Linked DNA regions of Homo sapiens: region 2 is linked to region 1. The links are chromatin contacts, found by Hi-C or POLR2A ChIA-PET in ENCODE. All regions are on one chromosome and are shown on one strand. The core of a region is the stretch at or near the end of the contact, and the rest is flanking DNA. Distances in the headings are between cores, read along the strand shown. Region 1 holds the start of DDX19B (DEAD-box helicase 19B). Region 2 overlaps DDX19A (DEAD-box helicase 19A).

What was found. A loop is a pair of places that touch in the nucleus more often than their neighbours do. ChIA-PET counts read pairs that join two places held with the same protein, here RNA polymerase II (POLR2A). Pooled maps may share reads with other maps.
Region 2: a map of endothelial cell of hepatic sinusoid shows a loop between it and region 1 (6-fold over the local background). The contact joins the enhancer-like site here to the promoter of DDX19B in region 1. A Hi-C loop is called at or near these places in 1 of 168 maps with a recorded cell type or tissue (endothelial cell of hepatic sinusoid) and 1 of 50 pooled maps. POLR2A ChIA-PET finds 5 or more read pairs at or near these places in 21 of 52 experiments (A549, AG04450, BJ and 15 more).

The regions. Positions count from the first base shown.
Region 1 is chr16:70,297,228-70,301,179 of GRCh38, reverse strand. DDX19B (DEAD-box helicase 19B) reads right to left here and starts at 1,994. Exons shown (of 12, transcript NM_007242.7): 1 at 1,826-1,994. The coding sequence starts at 1,882. RefSeq lists enhancers at 1,919-2,148, 1,880-2,174.
Region 2 is chr16:70,360,475-70,364,825 of GRCh38, reverse strand. DDX19A (DEAD-box helicase 19A) reads right to left here. Exons shown (of 12, transcript NM_018332.5): 5 at 3,316-3,408; 6 at 181-283. Among named protein-coding and RNA genes, the nearest start is that of DDX19A, 16 kb to the right of the region's middle. Within about 2 kb of position 2,910, at least 2 of the 41 ENCODE cell types and tissues checked have a DNase peak (open chromatin) inside an H3K27ac peak, as active enhancers do.

The DNA.
Region 1 (3,952 bases), core at 745-3,244:
AGATGGAAAAGTAGGGGTACAGAAAGGAAGGGATCCAAGAGATCCAAAAGACAAGAGAAAGGAGGAAGGAATCTGCAGAATGAGGCTGAAGGGAAATTTGCCCTGTTCCCTCTATTCCCCAATATGAACTGTGCTCTAAAGACAGGAGTAACTAGTCCAATTTGAAGCAGACTTAAAGGCCTAGGAGAAATGGAATTGATAGAATACTTGATGAGTCTAAGCATCCTGAGATAAACTTAGACAACTGGAAGACAGTTTGGGGTTGAATTGATAATTAAGAAAAAAAAATGAAGCATAAACATAAGGCAATTAAGAATTCCAAGTAAAATAAATTTTATAGAAAAGTAAAGGGCCAGGCAAAGTGGCTCAGGCCTATAATCCCAACACTTTGGGAGGCCGAGGTGGGAGGATGGCTTGAGCCCAGCAGGTCAAGACCAACCTGGGTAATATAGTGAGACCTCGTCTTCACAAAAAATTAAAAAGTTAGCTGCATATGTTGGCACATGCTTGTAGTCCCGGTTACTCAGGAAGCTGAGGTGGGAGGATCACTTGAGCCTGGGAAGGGGAGGTTGTAGTTGGCAAGAGATGGTGTCAATGCACTCCAGCCTGGGTGACAGGGCAAGACCCTCTCTCAAAAAATATATGTAAAGAAAGAAAGAAACAGAAAAAAGAGGCTGGATGCAGTGGCTCACACCTGTAATCCCAGCACTTTGGGAGGCTGAGGCAGGTGGATCACTTGCACGCTGGAGTTCGAGACCAGCCTGGGCAACATGGCAAGTCCCCATCTCTACAAAAAAAATACAAAAAGTAGTTGGGCATAGTGGCACATGACTACAGTCCCAGTTACTCAGGAGGCTGAGGTGGGAGGATGGCTTGAGCCTGGGAGGCAGAGACTGCAGTGAGCCAAGATCACTCCACTGCACCCTAGCCTGGGCAACAGAGTGTGACCCTGTCTCCAAAAAAAAAAAAGGAGTTGCCTCTGGGGAGGAAAAAAATTGGCGGGAACCGTTGTTTTTAAAATAACTTCACTCTTTAAACAATGTGTATATACAACTTATTTTTTATGAGCTATAAAAAATAAAAGACAAGGTTCTTATTCTTGAGGAAGTCATAGCAATAAGTACTAACAGAAGTAGGTTCAAAGCCTACTAGGATTTAAAGTGTTTCGGTGGGAGAAATTAATTCTACGCAGTAGTGTTTAACACATCTCTTGCTTACCATGTGTCAGGTCCAGAAAAAAAGAACAAAGTGAAGCCGATGAGGAAAGGATTTGCTGACTGCCACACCTACTGGGTCCATCATTTATCACTGAGGAAGCACACAAATATGAGCAAAGACATGGTCCCTGAGCCAAAGAAGCTCTGAATGTAGAGGTGGAGAATGACACCTAAAATAACTATTACAAACCGGGGCGGCCAGGAACAATGGCTCAGCCTGTAATCCTGGTGCTTTGAAAGGCCGAGGCAGGAAGATAGCTTGAGACCAGGAGTTCCAGACTAGCCTGGGCAACCTAGCAAGACCATGTCTCTATTTCAATTAAAAACAAACAAAACACAATCTAGGGTGATGGGTGCAATCTATGATTCTTCCTGGTTCCAGGAAGACAGACAGGCAGCTGAGCGCTTTACCGATAGGAGCACTCACCTGCGCTTACGTAACGCGGAGGCGGCTGCGTAAACAAAGCCAGCTCAGGGTCCAGGCTCCATCCCTATCCTCCCCGCCACCCCATCCAGCCTCTAATCAACCTGGGAAACATTCTTTCCCAGGGACCAAGTCTCCGACCAGAACTAGTCCCCTGACCCTTTTAGGGCTGAAGCCAACTCACCGACTCAGCCGCAGCTTCCTGCTCGTCCACCGCCAGGGCCCATGAGTCAGTGGCCATGGTCCCAGGCGCGGGTGGGACGCTCGTGCTGGTGGATTCGAGGGATGGCACGAGGGATCGTGGGCTCCGGGGGTTCGCGGCAGGCTCTGCTCCAGCCCCACTACAAGGCTGCAGACCGGAAGCGGCGCGCCACAGTGACGTCGGAGGCCACTCCTGTTTGGCCACCCTTTGCCCACTTGAGGCTGTCGATTCTGTTGCCCTCAGACCCGTACCCCTCAACCCCGGGCAGAGCAAGCTTTCCTATCAAGCTGAGGTAGTTATCTTAAAATGCCTAAGCTCTGGTTAACTTGGATCTCCAACCAAAGAACAAAATCAGATTCCCGCCCAACACAGTGGCAGAGTAGGCACTAATACAGATTGAACAGATTGAATATATCAAAACAGAAAACCATTACCAATAGTCACCAAAATGCAAAACAAGCACAGAGCTGTTTCCCTTTTCAGATTGGTAATTTAAAATGTCCAGATGTTGGCAATCAGCCCTGACAACCCATTTGGTTAAAAGTCCACTTGACCACTATGCAATCTTGTTAGGCATGTAACAAAACTGCACCTGCACTCATAAATTTGTACCCCAAGAGGAGGAATTGCAGCTCTCCTATGTAAGCGTTGTAGAATCAGGAGAATGTTAAAAAGGAAGAAAACAGACGGTGCGGTGGCTCATGCATGTAATCCCAGCACTTCTGGAGGCCGAGGCGGAAGGATCACTTGAGCCCAGGAGGTCTAGGCTGCAGTGAGCCATGACAGGGCCACTGCACTCCAGCCTGGGTGACAGAGCAAAACTCTGTCTAGGAAAAAAATAAATAAAATTAAAATAGTAAAATAATTAAATAGAGCTAGGTGTGGTGGCTCATGCCTGTAATCTCAGCACTTGGGTTTTTGTTTGTTTTTTGAGATTGAGTCTGGCTCTGTCGCCCAGGCTGGAGTGCAGTGGCACGATTTCGGCTCACTGCAACCTCCACCTCCTGGGTTCAAGAAATTCTCTTGCCTCAGCCTCCCAAGTAGCTGGGATTACAAGCATGCGCCACCATGCCCAGCTAGTTTTTCTATTTTTAATAGAGATGGTGTTTCACCATGTTGGCCAGGATGGTCTCAATCTCCTGACCTCGTGATCCGCCTGCCTTGGCCTCCCAAAGTGCTGGGATTACAGGCGTGAGCCACTGCACCCGGCCTTTTGTTTTTTTAAGATAGAGACAGATCTTGCTGTGTTGTCCTGGCTGGTCTCAAACTCCTGAGCTCAAGTGATCCTCCCACCTCCACCTCCCAAAGTGCCAGGATTGGCCAGGCACAGTAGCTCACATGTGTAATCCTAGCATTTTGGGAGGTGGAGGTGGGAGGATCGCTTGAATCCAGGAGTTTGAAAACAACAACATAGCGAGGCCTTATCCTTACACAAGAAAAATTTAAAAATTAGCCAGGTGTCGTCGCACATGCCTGCAGTTCCAGCTACTTGGGAGGCTGAGGTGGGAGGATCACTTGAGCCCAGGAGGTTGAGGCTGCAGTTAGCAGTGTTTGTGTCACTGCACTCTAGTCTGCGCAACAGAGTAAGACTCTGCCTCATAAACAAATAAATAAATAGGAAGAAATATCTTGGGCTTTTAGTAGTTGTAAAATAAGGATTAAATGAAAGAACTGCTTTCTCCTAACTAGAATCAAAGAAGCTTCTCTTCCCTTGTTACTTCCCTAGAAAGAAACTAGGCATTTTCCTACAATCTGAAAAAAATGAATCCCAACCTCTTTCATTTTGCCAATATTATACAACAATAAGTTAATTTCAAGCCATGAGGCCGGGCACAATGGCTCACACCTGTAATCCCAGCACTTTGGGAGGCCAAGGTGGGTGGATCACCTGAGGTCAGGATATCAAGACCAGCTTGGCCAACATGGTGAAACCCTATCTCTACTAAAAATACAAAAATTAGCCAAGCATGGTGGTGCACACCTGTAATCCCAGCTACTTGTAAGCCTGAGGCAGGAGAATCACTAGAACCCGGAAGGCAAAGGTTGCAGTGAGCCGAGATCATGCCATCACACTGCAGCCTGGGCGACGAGTGAAACTCTGTCTCAAAA
Region 2 (4,351 bases), core at 1,661-4,160, 63 kb before region 1:
TGGTCTAAGGCTGCTGCTTTCAAGCACATTCTCCCAGGTCAGGGCCTGGTGTAGGAACTTGCTCTGCCTGAGCCACAGCCTAAGGTGTCAGAAGCTTCAGACCTCTCGTTACTCCTCACCAGATGGCACTGCGCTCCCCAGGGCAGGCAACCTAGGACACCCAGCCCCGCAAGCCCTCACCTGGGGGTATCTGTCTGATGGCTCCACTCGGCTGAGCATGGCTAAGACAAAGGCAGCTGTTTTACCAGTGCCAGACTGAGACTGGGCAATCAGATTCTGTGGGCTGGATCAAGGAAGAACAGAAATGAAACTTAAATTGGTGAAACTCAGTAACATGTCAAAATGTTCTTTCTGAATGAAAGGCATATTTCCCCCTTCGTGCTTCTCTATATTACCCAGGTTTTCTCCATTGAGCACAAATTACTTTCATACATTTTTTTATACGCTGTTAAAAAGCTGCTTAAATTGTAAAATAAATGATTATTTTAAATGGGCTCACACCAAGAAATTCTCATTCTAGCCTCTAGCACAGCTAAAGGACCCCAGTTTTGCACCCCAAGGGGCACAGGGAAATCAAGTGTGCAGAGTAAGATCTGTGCCCAGACAAGACCCCAGCAATATTTTTGGCTGAGCCATGATGCATTCCCAGAATTTGGTTCCTTCTGTGTGTGCCTTTCCCCAGTTTTATGGACAAGATGCTAAGTCAGGTGGATGTTTTAGAGGGAACTTTTACATTCCATTTTATGGGACCCAGCATCATGGGAATAGGTGGCATGGTTGTCATTAAAAAAGATAAATATGGCTTACGCCTGTCATCCCAGCACTTTGGGAGGCCGAGGCAGGCGGATCACAAGATCAGGAGATCGAGACCACCCTGGCTAACACAATGAAACCCCGTCTCTACTAAAAATATAAAAAATTAGCCGGGCGTGGTGGCGGGTACCTGTAGTCTCAGCTACTGGGAAGGTTGAGGCAGGAGAATGGCATGAACCTGGGAGGCGGAGCTTGCAGTGAGCAGACGTTGCGCCACTGCATTCCAGCCTGGGCGACAGAGCGAGACTCCATCTCACAAAAAAATAAATAAATAAATAAATAAATAAACTAAGGTGGGCAGATCACTTGAGGTCAGGAGTTCGACACCAGCCTGGCCAACATGGTGAAACCCCACCTCCATTAAAAATACAAAAATTAGGCTGGGTGCGGTGGCTCACGCCTGTAATCCCAGCACTTTGGGAGGCTGAGCCAGGCAGATCACGAGGTCAGCAGTTCGAGACCAGCCTGGCCAACGTGGTAAAACCCCATCTCTACTAAAAATACAAAAATTAGCCAGGCATGGTGGCAGGCACCTGTAATCCCAGCTACTCGGGAAGCTGAGCCAGGAGAATCACTTGAACCCGGGAGGCGAAGGTTGCGGTGAGCTGAGACCGCGCCATTGCACTCCAGCCTGGGCAACAGAGCGAGACTTCATCCCAAAAACAAACGAACAGACAAAAAAATACAAAAATTAGCCAGGTGTGGTGGTGTGCGCCTGTAATCCTAGCTACTCAGGAGGCTGAGGCAGGAGAATCACTTGAACCTGGAAGGCAGAGGTTGAAATGAGCCAAGATTGCACCACTGCACTCCAGCCTGGGCGACAGAGGAGACTCCATCTCAAAAAAGAAAAAATGATAAATATGCCAGGTGCAGTAACACATGCCTATAATCCCAACACTTTGGGAGGCTGAGGCTGGAGAATCACTTGAGGCCAGGAGTTTGAGACCAGCCCTGGCAACATAGTGATACCCTGTCTCTACAAATTTTTTTTTTTTTTTTGAGACAGAGTCTTACTCTGTCGCCCAGGCTGGAGTGCAATGGTGTAATCTTGGCTCATTGCAACCTCTGTTTCCTGGGTTCAAGCGATCCTCCCACCTCAGCCTCCCTAGCAGCTGGGATTACAGGTGTGCGCCACCAAGCCCGGCTAATTTTTTTGTATTTTTTGTAGAGACGGGGTTTCACCATGTTGGCCAGGCTGGTCTCAAACTCCTGACCTCAAGTGATCCACCTGCCTCAGCTTCTCAAACTACAAAAAAGTTTTTTTAAAGTCAGCTGGGCATGGTGGCACATGCCTATAGTCCCAGCTACTCCGGAGGCTGAGGTGAGAGGATTAATTAAGCCCAGGAGGTCGAGGCTGCAGTGGGCTGTAATTGCACCACTGCACTCTAGATGGGGAAACAGAATGAGACCCTGTCTCAAAAGGAACTTAGTCTTGTCAGGGTGGGAGAAGGATGTGGAAGGAGGGGAATTCAGGGGCTTCAACTATCAACTGGACCTGCTTCCTTTCTTGGCAGGATAGGGCTACAGAGGTGTTCTTGGTATTGTTCTTTACACCTTTGTGTAGGTCTCAAAAATTTCCAAATAATATTTTGTTTGTTTTTGAATTTATTGCAACACCATTCACATCAAAATAATATTTTTTAAACCCAGTTTTTTTTTTTTTTTTTTTTTTGAGACAGAGTCTATGTTTCCCAGGCTAGAGTGCAGTGGCATGTCTCGGCTCACTGCAACCTCTGCCTCTGGGGTTCAAGCAATTCTCCTGCCTCAGCTACATGACCACAGGTACGTGCCACCATGCCAGGCTAATTGTTGTATTTTTAGTTTAGTTTTTTTTTTTTTTTGAGACAGGGTCTTGCTGTCACCAGGCTAGAGTACAGTGGCACCATCTCGGCTCACTGCAACCTCTGCCTCCCGGGTTCAAGCAATTCTCCTGCCTTAGCCTCCTGAGTAGCTGGGACTACAGGCACATGCCAACAGGCCTGGATATTTTTTTTTTTTTGATTTTAGTAAGACGGGGTTTCACCATGTTGCCCAGGCTGGTCTCGAATTACTGAGCTCAGGCAATCCGCCCACCTTGGCCTCCCAAAGTGCTAGGATTACAGGTTTGGGCCACCGTGCCCAGCTAATTTTGTATTTTTAGTAGAGACAGGGTTTTGCCATGTTGGCCAGGCTGGACTCAATCTCCTGACCTCAGGTGATCCGCCCGCCTCGGCCTCCCAAAGTGCTAGGATTACAGGAGTGAGCCACCATGCCCGGCCTTAAGCCCAGTTTTTAAGATAGCATGGAATAAAGCACTACCTTTCTCTATAAGTTTCTATTGTTAAGTGGGAAAGGCAGAAACTGTAGCTAACTCCATCCGATTCTCTCTGCACTTGCCTAAGCTGTATTCCTGAGGAAACACGTGGCCCCAAACAGCTCCTTCTGTTCTCAGGCACAAAAACGCAGTTTGGGGAAGATTGATCTAATCACACTGGGTGAGATGCGCTTCATCTGCATACTCACGGTTCAGCAAGCATCATGGGTAATGCGTTCTCTTGTATCTTGGAGGGTCGATTGAAGCCCATGGCATAGACTCCCTGGAGAAGCTGTGGTTTCCTAGGAAGCCAGGAAGACAGAGGATGGATGCCTAGAAGTTAGAATTGTTTTAGAGGCCTAGAATCTTATCTTTTTCTATAGAAAGGAATGATGCCTCCTACCTCTGTCAGACGTATTTTCCTATGCCTTAAAAAAACACTGTCAAAAACCAAACCAAATCAAACCAAGCTACCGCCCTTCCCTAAGGAATCTTAATCTGCAACTATTCTATAATTCATAAAATACAGAATGGTTTCTTTTCTTAGAGAAATTAATGCTTTCAGCAGACCCGCAAATCTGGCTGGCCTTGGAAGACAAGTGTTCCCTGGACACAGCAAGGGTGGTGGTTATTAATTCATAGCATTACATAAATTATAAAAGATATATCTAAAAACAGGTCAGGTACAGTGACTCATGCCTGTAATCTCAGCACTTTGGGAGGTCAAGGCAGGCCAACTGCTTGAGGCCAGAAGTTCGAGAACAGCCTGGGCAACATGGTGATACCTCGTCTCTACAAAAAAATACAAAAAATAGCTGGACACACCTGTAGTCCCAGTTACTCAAGAGGCTGAGGTGGGAGGCTCACTTGAGCTCAGGAGGTCAAGGCTGCAGTGATCTGTGACTGAGCCACTGCACTCCAACCAGGGTGACAGAGTGGGACTCTAAAGTAAATAATAAATGAAAATAAACACTATTTACTATACTGCTAAGATTTAGAAGTCCTTTTGTTCCATGTTCCTTCCAAAGCCAGCTATGCAAATACTCCAGACAATCAATAGGTAAGGAAATTGATGGGCTGGGCGTGGTAGCTCACGCCTGTAATCCCAGCACTTTGGGAGGCCTAGGTGGGACGACTGCTTGAGGAGTCCAGGCGTTCAAGACCGGCCTGGGCAACACAGTGAGACCCTGTCTCTAAAACAAAACAAAACAAAACAAAACAAAAAAGAAAAATGAGCTGGGCATG